3 separate regions of the Mus musculus genome follow, and regions 2 and 3 are each linked to region 1. The links are chromatin loops, found by intact Hi-C in ENCODE. Cell type or tissue: heart. All regions are shown on one strand.

The links. Peaks named below come from ENCODE experiments on the same cell type or tissue, not always from the same donor. Only the 100,000 strongest peaks of a DNase experiment are listed, where the experiment ranks them.
Region 2: it touches region 1 in a loop (2.1-fold over the local background); 2 of 42 quality-filtered maps call a loop at or near these places.
Region 3: it touches region 1 in a loop (4-fold over the local background); 2 of 42 quality-filtered maps call a loop at or near these places.

Annotation. Positions count from the first base shown.
Region 1 is chr12:32,377,260-32,382,259 of GRCm38, reverse strand. It overlaps Ccdc71l (coiled-coil domain containing 71 like), which reads right to left and starts at 3,471. Exons shown (of 1, transcript NM_001162903.1): 1 at 1-3,471. The coding sequence starts at 3,276. The coding sequence ends at 2,620. In heart, a CTCF peak has its summit at 2,630 (motif pointing right); DNase peaks (open chromatin) are centred at 2,639, 3,229 and 3,529; H3K4me3 peaks cover 3,522 bases; H3K27ac peaks cover 1,898 bases.
Region 2 is chr12:32,449,772-32,454,771 of GRCm38, reverse strand. No RefSeq gene overlaps it. Among named protein-coding and RNA genes, the nearest start is that of Gm40375, 54 kb to the right of the region's middle. In heart, no CTCF peak of the experiment used is centred here; no DNase peak of the experiment used is centred here.
Region 3 is chr12:32,206,007-32,211,006 of GRCm38, reverse strand. It overlaps Pik3cg (phosphatidylinositol-4,5-bisphosphate 3-kinase catalytic subunit gamma), which reads left to right and starts at 2,348. Exons shown (of 11, transcript NM_001146200.2): 1 at 2,348-2,489. In heart, no CTCF peak of the experiment used is centred here; a DNase peak (open chromatin) is centred at 2,676; H3K4me3 peaks cover 548 bases; H3K27ac peaks cover 611 bases.

The DNA of each region.
Region 1 (5,000 bases):
CAGAGGGCAAAATAACAAATGGGACGTCTTTAAAACTACCCACAAATGAAGCTAGAGTTTCCTTCTAGTACAAAATCCAGATGCTTCATCGTAAAGGCCACAGTGTCAAGTTTCTTTCCACATCCTGTCCAAAGGTACCCAGGAAAAATTCCACTTTCTTATAATAGACTCATCAGCTACATTAGATGTGTCTTCATATGTTCAAAGCTGCAACATGGGTTTTGCTGCAGAAAAACTTGGCAAAATAAAGGTTATATTTTTGAGCCGTATCAAACTCCGCATTGGAAACCAAATCCAAACTTTAGTCAGTTGGAACGATAAGCCAAAGAAGCATTTATGCATACCATCAACTGCACTAAAGTACCAAGGCATGAGAGAAACAAATGTCAAAAATCTCAGTAAAAATAAATGCATGGTGTAACTGGTTACCTGTCCATTGTGGCCCCGAGGTAAATTTTACCCTCAGCCATGTCTAATTTCAGAATCTTCTGGGAAGTATCTAGATAAATCCCATGTTGAAATTACATTCTAATATGGCCATTGAATTTATTTCTTGTTATAAAACTATATACACGTGAAGTGGTACAAATGCATTTTCATCAGGTGCTAGTTAGCTATAAAAGTTAACAATATATTTTCTGGGAAGAAAATCCCATGTCTCTGAAATACATTTGGCAATGGAAGCTAATAACCAAACTGTCTTAGCTTCCCATGACACAGCTCTAACACTCTCCCTCTCATGGTGACCCACCTTTCATGTACTCAAGTAACAGTATTTGTAACAATGTATTATCAATGAGTGGTGAATAAAAGACCGAGGCTTGTGGGAAACTGGCATAAAGTCATATATGTATATATATATATATATGTGTGTGTGTGTGTGTGTGGTTTTTTACAAAACAAAAACACTAAAATTAAACTCACAGCTCTTTTCATGAACTATTAAAAACTTAAAATACTTAATTCAGAAAGCTATGCCGTTGAATTCTAGAAACACAAGAGTCAAAACTGCAACTGTCATTATTCTCAGAAACTGCCAAGCAGAGATAAACCTTAGTGCTGAGTGCTTAATAAGTTCCAGCCCTGTAGGAATGTCCCATGGCAGAACACTTAAATCTGAAATAACAGTGGTAGAAAAAACACTATTTGACCCTTTAGGTATTGCAGAAAAAGCTGGCTGTGGCACCACTGGCTAAAAACCCACCAAGTCTTGCCGCCACCAATGACCAAAGGCACTTGGATAATCAAGAACTCCACTCTGGGCCATATGGTATACACGCTATTATAAAAGTGGACAAGTACAAGAAGGGTCAGTACTGTGTGGCTCCATGTTTTGATTCCTGTGGCCTTCAGCTATCAAAGATTGCAAACACAATGATGAATGGGAAGAAGAGAAAAAGAAAACTCATAGGACAAACTGTCAACCAATTGTCATGGTTTTCAGAAATACAATGAGTATTAGCTTAGGCATTTCTTGTTATTCAACAACAAAGAATTAAGATCTACTTTTCTGCCAAATAACGTTGACCAGTTATATGGTACCAAGAAATGCCCCTGCCCCTCCCTATAGATCATTCACAATTCTGGGAATTCTAAAGGGTATTCTGTTTATCTGTTTATTCACAATGTCCACACGTATTGATCTCTCCTAAGCAACTTCCATCTTAATTCTCTTCCCATTAACAATCCTGAATATTATGTTACACCAGGAAGCGAGGTCAAACACCTCCAACTGGATTCCAGTCATTCTTGTAGCCAACATCTTCTTCAAAATTTATTCAATTTTTATCACAAGCCATGTGGTTCAAAACACTTCAATTTTATTCAATTTAAATGAATAGAGTAAGTCAACTTTTTCTTAAACAAAACTTTTAAAGAATATTCTACCATTTTACTTAGGAGCTCAGTAAATATAAACTTTCAATATAAAACTTTATATATAAACACCTTAACCTTTTATTTTAAAGTTGTACTTTGCATCTCTTGTTAATCACTGAGCTCATGAAATTCAAAGCCATACAAATCCTTACATTAACAGTCATAAGCTTGAAACTCTTAAAAGACGACCTTGATCAAAGCTTTGGAATCCAGTAAAAATTAGAAAACGAGTGGCCTTCAGAATACCCTGAGCGTACACCAGCACTTCACCAGGAAACATAGTCGATCTTCTGTCCAGAAAGTGGGGCTGACAGTCAAAAAGAAAACAGAAGGGGAATCAGGAGCAAGTAAAATTCTGGCTGTATTACACAAGCACGAAAACAAAATTCCTTTGGAGAAAAAAATTTGTAAGTCTTCGGAGGTCTTCCAGACCGGTGAGGTAGAGTCCGAGAGGGAGAAAACGCACGTGTCCCTCCAGGTTCTGGAGACGTCTCCATCCGGGTTGGGAAGCAAAGGGACTTCTGTCGCGGGTCCGGCCGTCCCGTCTGGCCGCGGGCGTGGGGGCCGCACCTGTCCCGATCCTGGACCGCGGCGCCGCACCGCATCCAGGGGCCTAGTTCGCGCATAAAGTGCACCAAAGGGGGCCGGTTCTGTAAACATTCGACTGACATTGACATAAGTCCGTTCCAGCGCGCGGAAGCTTCCCCGGGCGGCGGCCGGCAGGAGGCGCCGCAGCGCGCATCACAGCCGGTGCACCGGGAAGCGGCGCAGCCTCACCACCGGGTCCAGGTCCACTCGCAGCACTTGGCTCGCCCTGCGCCGCGCCACCGCCAGGCTGCGCTCGCCCCACACGTCGTCGCCGACGCGGATGGTCGGGAAGCTGGTCAGCGTCGGGGTGGCCGCCCTCCAGATCTCCTCCAGGGTGCGGCCCCCGAAGCTGGATGCGGGAGGCCCGGGCTCCGCGGCCGCAGCGGCGGGGCGCGGCCTACGGGTGTCCGCGGCAGCCCGAGCTCCACGGCGCCTCCTCCTGGGCGTTGCGCGCGGGCGCGGCCGGCGCGCGGGGCGGCTGTCGGGCGCCGGGGGGTCGGGCACCAGTGCCCGGCACGAGGAGTAGCCGTAGACGTCCTTGCTGCGCAGGATGTGCGGGGAGAACTGGTGCTTGAGGCTGCAGAGGAAGCTCCAGAGCTCCGCTTCCGAGCTCATGAACTCCGTGCTGCTGGGCATGAAGAGCTTGAAGGCGTCGCCCAGCGCCTCCGTGCTTCCGGCCAGCGACAGTTGCGACCGCGAGTACACCACCTTCTCCTCCAGCGCCTCCAGCCCGGCCCCTCCTTCCGCTCCGTAGCCGCCGCCCCAGGCAGCCCGGGGCCGGCGCCGCCGCCTCTTCACGCCGCGTCGCATCAGAGGCCGCTCGGGACCGCCCGCCGTCCCTGTCCGCGCCCGGCTCGGCGGCGCTCGCCTGTGCTGGCGCCTTCCGCCCGGCGCTGCTAGCCTGTGCTGGCGCCTTCCGCCCGGCGCCGCTCGCTACTTTTCTCGCCTCGCCGCCCCTCCCCCTCGGGGCGGAGGACGCGCTGGTTGTCCTGTGGCCGGGCTAAAGATGGCGGCAGCGGCGGGCGCCCACCCCGGGGCTTTGTCATTGGACGGCGCCCGCCCCCTCCCCTGGCTTCTCTTTCTTCTCTTCTCTTGCCTCCTTTCGCCCTCAGCCTTTCTTTAAATGGGCCCGCCTTAGTCCCCGCCTCCCACGGCCTCAGCTCCTCCCATTGGGTGCTCTCCGAGTGAGGGGCGGGGACTGATGGGGGAGAGGCCAGTTCGTGGAACATGGTGGCTGTGGTGGGTGATGGTGAGGCCCTGGAAGGCCAGTCAACCATTGGGTGGATCCATGAGGGTTGCCCTGTCAAGAGAAGGAAGTGGGTGGGTGTGAGTGCCATGTTTGGGGGTGTCGTGGGTGATTGTGTTCAGCTGTGGGTTGAGCTGGGGAAGTCTACCAGTCTGAATAATGAGAGAGAACCCCAAGACTTGATAGTATAACAGCTGAGAGAGTTGGGTATAAACTAGAAGGGATGGGCATTTCATGAATCCCTTCTAAAGTCTCAAATCCTGCTTTGGCATCTTCATATGCTTTGCCTCTCTTGACCCCATCTTTTAAGAAAACTAAAAGTTCAGGCATTGATGACAGCTTCCTTCTGGGCAATGGAACCATCTTGGCACATTTAGGAGGTACAGGTCACTGGGAAAGAAAAGAGTTAATACTGTATGAACTAAAAAGTCTGCTCAAGTTGGACAAACAGCAATGGCAGCAAAGCTGTTCTGCTGAAAGAAAACATTTTTTTTAAATCAGAGTGCTATTCCACATTTCAGTTGGTATTAAATTGCCATTCGCAGCACCATCTCTATCCTTGATGTAGTATTCCACGTAATCAATAAGATTCTTTGAGAAGAATACATCCTTAAGAATGAATCACCTTTTGTATTTGGGAAGACAGTAGTAGACATCCTTTTTGTCAATTCCTCTATTCACTCTCAACTCGCTGCCTATTCACATAATAGGCGTTGAATGCATACCAAATGGATGTATGAAATAGCACTGCCTGTTTGAAATGGAGTGCAGCACTGAAATTGCTTAGAACAAGGTAATTATATATTTTGCATTTATATTGCAATTTTCTTTGAAGTCCTTTAAACTTCATTATTCCCCTTGCTGGGGATAGAACCCAGAGCTTCACACATATGAAGACTGCACCCTACTAGTGATCTATACCCTCCAGCCCCTAAGATTTCTGTAAAATAAGGTTTTTTTTTTTTAAATCTATGTCCTGGTGCTAGAATTTTCTTCAGTAAGTATCTTATTTTGCAGCACACAATGAATGCAATGCCAAATTTTTGTGATCTGCATACAGTTAAAATAGTTCCTTTAAATATTTGAGCTGAGACACACCTGGTTCAGTCTTCTTGTCGCACAGATGAGGGCAGTTTAGACCCACAGGAGTTTATTAAGACAGCTTGCTAACAGCAGGGTTGCTGCTATAGAGCTTTATGTCCCTAATCTAGAGATCTTTATATTTCACTGCTGGTTCTTCCACACTGTGTTGTGCTAACTAAATAGAAATGCTTTATGCATGTTCAGT
Region 2 (5,000 bases), 73 kb before region 1:
TTACATGTAAGTAAATGTAGTCAAATGTCTCCAACTTGACTATGATGAAGGCTGTTCTAAGTTTCTACCTGGCCCAGAATAACTCTTCCACTGTCCTGCTGCCTAATTTCGTATGAGCACACCATTTGATGGAGAAAACTACTGGAACTCTGATCATGTGACAGGCTTCTTGCAAGGTTATGTAGAGCATACAAGGACACCATCCTTGCTTTCAAAGAGCTTACAGTGTTTTGGTGTGATCGTAAGGTATGAGTGGTGAAGAAGATCAGTGGGCTGGATGGTCACAAGGAGTAAGCAACTTCAAGGAAGTAGGAAGGTAAGGACTTATCAGATGAGAGAAGAGTAGGAACACAAGAGAATTTGAGCATCAGGTGTCCAAAGAACAAGAACCAATTCTTCTAGAGTCCAATATTCTTCTAATCATTGTTGCTAAATGTCTGTGATTGTAACTAGAGGCAGAGTCAAAGATGTTATGACTAATTCATCAGGTCCATATTCCAGAGTAAAAAGAACTTAGAGACAGCAAAAAGTTAATGGTGTTCTATACCCAGTCAAGATGGTTGGAACTAAGCAACTGAACAAAAATAAAATAATCAAGACAACCAAACAACAATATCTAAATATATGCATTAATGCCAACATTACAATGGTTGAAACACACACAGACTTCAGATTGTGATCATCAGGTCACTGGCAGGGAATTCTTTCCCATTGCTCAGTGAGGAAACCTGGAGAACATGTTTACTCTCTCCTCATTACCTGCCTCCTTTGACATGCCCATCACCAAGGGCTCTCAGTCTTCCCTCTACTTCTTTGTGCCCATTACCACCATAGGATGGAGAGATGATCTCTTCCACCACCCACCTGCTCCCCCATTTCATTTCTTAACCTTTATCTGCACCCTCTTTTAACTGCTGTATAGCTTGTGTGCCAAAAAGTTCATGTGTTGGAAACATAATATCAATGTCATGTACTCATGGTATTTGGATGTAGGACATTGTAGAGTAGTTAGGATTATATGAGGTAATGATAGTGGGACATTTATGATGTCATTAGTAGCTATATAAAGAGATGGAAAGGGGCACAAGCCAGTGGTTGTTTTGTCTCCCCAAGTGATGCCCATCATCAGGTTGTGAGCAAGAAGACCCACAACAGATGCCAGTATATCTAACCTTAAGCTTCCCAGCCTTCAGGACTACCATTCTATTACACAAACCTAACATCAATTTACTCTTTATATAGCAGTTGGAATATCATCTAAAGATATTAATATCCGTCCAATAATTCTGTTTAAAACAAATCTCTGATCTCCCCTGTAGCATGGACCAAACATGAAATGTGTGACATGACAAAGCCTTAGAGTCTCTGGGTCTTTTATCTCATGACACTTAGCAGTATTTATAATAGCATGGGTGTATTTTTTTAGGCCTTCAAGAAGGGTGAAAATTTGGAACAGGTATGCTTGGTTCACGGTGTCCCTAAGGAGAGCAGCACTTTTTCTTTTGTAGAACATGATTTTAATATTTTCAACAGTTAATATTCAACAAAGCAGAATAATTATTTTAAGATATATTTAGTAGTTATGTCTCCCTTTTAATTTCTGATTTTATTAATTTGGATACTGTCTCTGGTTAGTCTGGCTAAAAGTTTATCTATTTTGTTGATTTTCTCAAAGAGCCAACTCCTGGTTTTGTTGATTCTTTGTGTAGTTCTTTTTGTTTCTTTTTGGTTGATTTCAACCCTGAGTTTGATTATTTCCTGTCATCTACTCCTCTTGAGTGTATTTGTTTCTTTTTGTTCTAGAGCATTCAGGTGTGCCAACAAGCTGCTAGTGTAATCTCTCTTCAGTTTCTTTTTGGAGGCACTTAGAGCTATGAGTTTCCCTCTTACCACTGCTTTCATTGTGCCCCATAAGTTTTGGTATAATGTGTCTTCATTTTCATTACATTCTAAAAAGCCTTTAATTTCTTTCTTTATTTCTTCCTTGACCAAGTTATCATTGAGTAGAGCATTGTTTAGCTTCTATGTGTATGTGTGCTTTCATTGTTTTTGTTGATATTTAAGACCAGCCTTAGTCCATGGTGATCTGATATGGTGCATGGGATTGTTTCAATCTTCTTGTATCTGTTGGAGCCTGTTTTGTGACTGATTATATGATCAGTTTTGGAGAAGGTACTGTGAGGTGCTGAGAAGAAGTTATATTCTTGTGCTTTAGGATGAAATGTTCTATAAATATCTGTTAGATCCATTTGGTTTATAATTTCTGTTAGTTTCAGTGTTCTCTGTTTAGTTTCTGTTTCCATGCTCTGTCCATTGCTGAGAGTGGGGTGTTGAAGTCTCCCAGTATTATTCTGTGGGGTGTGATGTGTGCTTTAACCAGACTAGATGGAGCCCATGCCACTGGTCAGGTGGAGTTCCTGGGTGCCCGGGTCCCACTGCTCCCAGTTACTTCTGTCTAGCACACTTGATATCTAGCAGATGTCTATTAGGCACTACTGTACTAAAAATAGAATGACAGTGGGCAGAGCCTAGAAAGTTCTAGTATATCTTCTGTGTGTGATCTTGTGCTATGGATTCCAGTTTAGTCCCTATCATTAAATCATAAATCATTTAATCTGTTACTTGAAGGTAGTACTTATTCGTATATTAAATGTATTAGTTATCTCAAAGGGAAACAGAAAGTATTGCATTTTTAGATAGTTCATATGTCAAATAGATGATATTTTAGCCTACAAAAGTCCTCACCTTTAGAGACAGTGACAAACAGAAATAGTGAAAAATCTGTTTGGAAAAGAAAACCTGATTATATGGTAAACACTGTGTAGAGTGTACCAGGTTATTTGCTATGTTGGTTGTATACTTCATGCTTCAGAGTAGGACTACTCCACTATGTTTCAGATAGTACTACCACCAGTGATGTACTAACAACAACAATAATAATCTCTGAGATATTATCTGCCCACAAACACAGAGCCAGGAAGGATGGATAAGCAAGAGCTTCACTCTGACTTTCCTAGTATAACCTCCAGGAAAGTGCTCGATCCTCCATTCTAATGCTCTCTTCTGACATTTTTAGATAACATTCATCAATGCTTGTTTTGTTTTTCATAAAAATTATCCATATTAAAGGTAAGGAATAATAAAGACTATTATTCAGAAGTAAGTACTTTCTCACTTTCAAGTTTCAGTTAGAGAGACTACAGGATTTATTTTAAACCCTAAAATCAAATTCAAATGTGCTTATAAATAACATGTGTCTGACTCAAACAATAAACAATAGACTTTGACCCACATATTTGGGAGATGTTTGGCTGCCTGGCATGTGTCACCCAGCTTGCAGGCTGGGTGAGCAGATGTTTAAGCGTGAGTAAGAGCAATAATGGTTCTTCTGTCACTCTTAGTGTACTAAGCCACAAGTAGCCAAGGAGACAGATTGCTCACTGAGAGAGAGAGAGAGAGAGAGAGAGAGAGAGAGAGAGAGAGAGAGAGACCTCCAAGATCTCCAAGGCTCTAGGCAAAGGCAGAGGAGAGCTCAGAAACCTCTTCAGATATGAATTTTTAAGAGTCCAGAAAAAATAAAAATCAAAACAAGTGTGTGTGTGTGTGTGTGTGTGTGTATGTGTGTGTGTGAGAGAGAGAGAGAGAGGGAGTGGAGAGAAGGATAGAGAGTAGAATATTTAGAATATATAGGGAGGATCTGGGAAGAGTTGGGGGAGAAGAAAACATGATTGAACTATGTAATACAAAAAATATAATTCAAGAAATCTGGAGAAAAAAGAAAAAAGAATTCTGAAAAACAGCTACTAGGAAAAGCAAGAGGCCATCATGAATATATGGTTGGAGCACAGTTCAATCCCTTTCTTTATGGGCTTTAATGCTCTAAACACCACATGGACTGTTTTAGAGAGGAATGCCACATTTCTGTTCAAGGGAAAGAGCATCCTATAAGAATTAAGAGAAAGCTGGGCCTGGTGACACATGCCTGTGATATGAACATTTAGAAAGTGCAAGTAGGAAGATCAGAAGTTGAAGGTTATTCTCTTCTAGTTAGCAAGATTGAGGTCAGCCTGAGAAAGGTGAGACTCTAAAAAGAGCAAAGCAGAGCAAATCAAAACAAGCAAAAAACCGAAGATAAACGAAAACCATATTCAAGAATTGCATACATTTCTTTATTCCTTATAGCAACTTCCCATTATTGGATTCATTTATCACAAATAGGGAAACCGTGGCCCAGAAACTTTAACTAACTTAACTCATCATCACATAATGTGTGATGGAGTAGTTATGAATCTAAATGTTTCTATGTCCGATCTCCCTTATAGTGTAGCTATGGGAAAACTGGTAGATTCATCATCTACTGAGGGAAAACTACAGAAGGGATCCTAAGGTTGAAATTCATGTGATTTCAGTGCAGTGTTGCACTCACCTTTCCAACTCCTTCAGCTCCCAGTATACCACGGTCACTGCATGTTTGTAGAATGATGGATGAGTAGACTAAATAGTGGGCAGATAGGTGCTTGGATAATCTCATCTCTAGGCCAGTGAAGTTGACTGATTTTTTTCCCAGATTGATGTAGGCAGGTAAAATAGGAAAAGCATTCTTTAGCAATCTGCCACTAATTATCTTGGCTATTTTGCTGGAAAGTTAAATACACATCTAGGTATTTGGGGGTGCTTTGGTTTCATAATAATAAGAGCTATCTTAGCTTTGTTTAGCCACCTTCAAGTAAGGCAGCAAGCCACTTGTCCCTTACCTGTATCTGTTTCTATCTAGTACATGCTAGGAGGACCACACCTCTCCATGCCAAGGTGACCTAGATGTGGTTCTGGTCTCACCCCCCCCCCCCTTTTTTTTCCTTTTTGGTTTTTATGAGACAGGCTTTCTCTGTATAGCCCTGGCTGTCCTGGAAATCCGAAATCCACCTGTCTCTGCCTCCCAAGTGCTGGGATTAAAGGCGTGCACCACCACCGTCCGGCGGGTCTCATCCCTTATTAACAAT
Region 3 (5,000 bases), 170 kb after region 1:
TCTGCTTCATGATGAAACAGAAAATGCCTATGCATGGTGCTCTGCTTGCCAACAATACTGTGGATAATCTCGGAGGACCAAATGCAAAGAGCATCCCTCAGATGGAACAACTAATTTCTTAATCTGTTTCTCCATGAGCACTGCCTACTCTGTCTTCTGCTTTGAATTGATTCCATCTTGTCATTCCTACGATAGCTATATTCTAAATGTAACCTGATTATTCCATTGAGAATATAGTGCTAGATGCATGAGACTCTCAGAATGGACAAAACAGCAGCACGCTATCACTACCATAAGTGACGTAGCCTGGAGATCGGCTGACCCCAAATTTCTGGGGATAAAATTTCCTTATTAGGAAAATGAGGTTCCATATGGAGAAGTACACACAGAGAAAAGAGGCACCAGGCATGTCTCATTACTTCTGCCTAACAATATTCACTACAAATAGTAAATTTTAGTGGCTGTATGAGCAATTGAAGACGATCATAGGACGTTTAATCTCAAACCACCGGTAAGCCTAAAGTATTTGAAAGTTTAGTCAGAGAATTGACATTTTTTTCACATGAGTGAACTTAGCTGAATAGTCCTTTCAAAAGAAAAAGGACCCAAGAGCCTGAGTCTAGCATTTCTGAAAGCGTGCATATGCATGTGTGTGTAAAGCTGGAAAGCTGAGAATTAGTCAGCTCACAGTCCCCTCAGGTCAGCGTCCCCTCTGAAGAGCCCTACTCACTTCACCTGCTGTCAGGGCCCCCCCAAACACACACACACACACACACACACACACTGAGTGAAGCATAACTTGGTAAGTCTTCCCCCCTAAACAATTCAAGCTACCCTGAGACTTGTAAAGATACCAACCTCTCAAGGAAGTATGCTTACATAGAAATATGCTTTGGAAAGCTGAAATACCCCCTTTACATATCTGAAATTCAGCAGCCTTTGAATCAAGACTTGACCACTGCTATTGACTCTTAAACCACTATTTTAAAGCTAAGACCCAAAGGACTTTATCTTTTATGTACTGTTTTCCTTGTTGCTGTGACAAAGCATCCAACAGAAGCAATTTAAGGCAGAACGGGAGTTATTTTGGTTCCCAATTTGAGGGTACAGTGCATCGTGGCAGGAAAGTCATGCCGGCAGGATCATAGAGCAGCTGCTAACATTGCATCTGCCATCAGGAAGCAGATGAACAGGGCCTGCCGTTCTCTGGCTTTCTCCCATCCAGAACTGCAGCTCCCATGTTTAGAGTGGACCTTTATATACTTCACCTAAGCCAGTCTAGAGACAGGCTTATAGGGATGCACAGAGATTTGTCTCTTAGATTCCAGATCCTGTCACGTTTACAATCTGTACGAACCATCACAAGGACTGTGTGAGAGGAAATAGAACAGGTCAGAGACTCTATCTCAATATCCACGAAGCTCAAAGAAACTCATGAGGCTGTGCTTCGGAGGGCTGTGTGAGGCTCCTCTATCCTTCTTGCTGTTCCAGCTGGAATCCTTGACAGCCTAGTGGGGGAGAATAAGCCCTGGTATAGAGACCCCTGGAACAGGGGACGACTGGCTATGCTTAGGGTTGTAGAAGGAATTGAGGTTACTTGGAAAATATAGGACTGCTTTAAGAAGAATTCAGAGCCTGCCTCCTCCCTGTTCTCCAAGCCTGTGGAAACTGGAAGCCATCTCTCAGTGATTACCTGCCTGGAGCAGGCAGTTTCTAGCTCCCTAATGTCGCCAGGAGAGCAATGTCCTCCTGTTTTGTCTGACTAATTCATTTTCACACACACACACACACACACACACACACACACTCAGCATATCAGCAACAGGCACACACATTGCATGCTGCAGGACTTTCAGTTTGTGATATTTTGAGACTTGAATGGTCTAGAAGGGAGGCAGGGGGAGGTCTCACCAATGTAAGGAAGTGAGTTCCCAGGCTTTGCTCTTGCAAGCATCCAGACTGAGCCCAACAGTCCACAGTTACAACACACACACACACACACACACACACACACACACACTAGGGCTTATTCGAATTCTCAAAGGGAAATAGATTTCACTACAAGCAATCCAATACTGTGGCTACGCAGCCCTTTCTTCTACTTATTGCTAGCTACACACACGCTTCATTTGTTTATGCCTTGGGTATATTTTTGGTTTGTCTGAGTCTCTCACAATCTTTGAAGAGTTAATTCAAAGAGTGAGAGAAATAGTAAGGCAAACACCGTTCTCTGTTCCGCTCTGCTCTGTGTGTGCTTCAGCAGGAAATGCATTTCTGACACTTTTAAAATGAGCAATCACATGTATAATCAACTTGGTTAAAACTTCCTTCCTGGTAACTGCAACACTTCCTCTGCATCTGGATATGAAGGGAGCCCCAGAAAAGAGGAAGAGACGAGGTGCCCCGGGTAGGTCTAGATTCGTTTTTTTTTTTTTTTTCCTAAAGTAAACAAATGATCCTCCTCCGCATCACCTCCAGGGCTGCCTCAGGTACGACTGCTTTCTGTTGTTTGCTCTTTGCTTGGTATGACTTGGAACAGTAACACCTTCCTTCTCAGCTAGAATCTTTTTGTCTGGATCCATTGCCGGTTCAAGCTGAGCCAACCCCCGAGCGTCTGAGTTTCCTTGTCTCGGCGCGCTTAGACTGTGTACATCCACAAAGTTCCGTCCAGCAAGGGCTTGCAGGTGCACTAGTTCTTTCTGTTTTTGTTTGTGCGGAAAGGGGCGGCCACAGAGCCCGTGACGGACAGGCTCCAGAGTCGACCAAGTGCTTGCTTGGGAATTCTGTCCAGACAGTGTTTTTGTAAGAGGACAAAGCTACTTAGTCCCAGCCATGAGGAAACCCAGTGAGTATTTGGTCAGCCTTTTCTCTTCTGTACCTTGTATCGTGCTATATAGCGTGAGTTCCTGCTGTCACTGAGGCAGATAACTGAGTTATATTTGTATGCTTAAATTTGGACATGTTTTATTTTAAGTTCATGTCAGTATCAAAATAGTTTATGGTTCTTTTCTTTGTTGGTTATTCTATACTATACCAAAAGACCAAAGTGAATGCTTTAAGCTACCAAGCAACAGTTGTTTGGGACAGTTGGTTTCATTTATTTACTAAGTATAGCTTCATTATATTTTAAAAGGAGGGAGAATTGACTTTTAAAATAGTTTAACCCAAGAATTGTACATAAGTTGAGATCCAATGTAACTTGTCTTTTATAGCTTTTAATCAAGATCTCCTTTGGGGTATATAATTAACACTCCACTGTTCTTCAGGAAAAACTAATTATGGATCTCATTAACATCAATTAGAGAGTAAATGATATTTTCTGAAATATTTTGTTTCAATATTTGAATGTGGTTTAGAATATAATGTAGTACCAATGTAGCAATGTTAAATATTAAAATCAAAATTTTTATGAATCATTTTTATGGATTATTTTTTAGTTTTGGAACTCTGAGCATTTCAGTCATTAGTTGATGGGTTCATAGTTATGCTTAAATACCTTGTAGAGGGCAAATACCTAAATATAGGTAATATGATGGGAACAAATTTGTAAATTCCTGCTATGGAGATGAAAATATTAGGACATAAGGAAACTGAATTATTGTTTCGGGTCATGGGAGGGCAGGAATCACGTCTTCTACTGTGTCCCCTCTAAAGCAGAGGCAGGCCAAACCAACTGGCTCAGTTAAAATTACCTAAAAGTTCATATTGGTAAAGTCCATGTATGTTAGCACCTCCCCCTGCCCTAATATAGCAGTGATAGCTGGAATGCTCTGCATTCCATGACCAAAATGGTATGTGTGGGGACACGGCTTTGATTACAATCTTCACCAGTTTTACTACACTTGAGTTTTATGAATGGAATGACTAGCTTTCTTATATAGAAAGAAAAAATGAAAAGAAAGAAGACAGGAAGTTGACTAGGGAGACTGGGTTCAGACAGTTTGAAAATAGAGAAGATGAAGCAAGATTGGGTGTCTAGGTTAGAGAAGTGTGAGACTGAACAGAGGAAATGCATCGGCATTGGCTTGTTCTCAAAGTGATGTTCAGGGTCTCACACCGCACCTTAGGGACTCAGCCTTTGCCCTCCACTGTACTGTCTTATGCATCTGTGAGTTTCAGGGTACTTACAAACAGTTGCCATTTTGAGCCAGTAAATGACAGACACTGTGCTAGATGAGGGTTTAACATATTTTTGTGCACATGTGAGGGCGGTATATTGTGTGGTGTGAGCATATGTGTGTGCAGGTGTGCAAGTATACCTGCAGAGGACAGAGGAGACTCTCTCCACCTTATTCCTTTCAGACTGGGTCTCTCACTGAACCTGGAGCTAGGCTGGGAGACAGACAGCAAGCCCCAGTAAGTTTTCTCATCTCTGCTCTCCTCCCAACACAGAGAGAGAGAGAGACAGACAGACAGACAGACAGAGACAGACAGAGACAGAGAGAAAACGTTAGAGACAGACAGACAGAGACAGAAAGAGAGAGAGACCCACCCCTGGGGTTACAGGTCCATGGGGACAATGGTAATGCTTATATGGGAGGTAGGGTATGAACTCTGACCTTATGTTTGTACAGGAAGCACTTTTATCCACTGAGCCATCTCTCCAGGCCCATGGTGCATTAAATGAAAACATCATACACACACACACACACACACACACACACACACACACATACACACACACAAAACTAAAGAAACGGTGTCAGCATGGTTTTTTAAAAAGCTGCGCTGCCTTATTTAACTTTTACCTCCATCTTCTATTTGTAAATAATCAAATTTACATATAAAAATCAGGCTCGGATATTAGGTAGGCTACATCACTCAAACAGTAAGTAGCTGGCAGGGATTCATGTTCTGACCAGCGCTGCTAAAGTCAGCGCTGCCTCCATCTTTCTTGGTCCCTCCAGGCCTTGTGCTCACATCAGCCCACCACACCTTCTCTCTGCCATCATACAGGAATGTGCAGGAAGCAGTGTCTCTTGACAAAGCTCTGTTTCTCC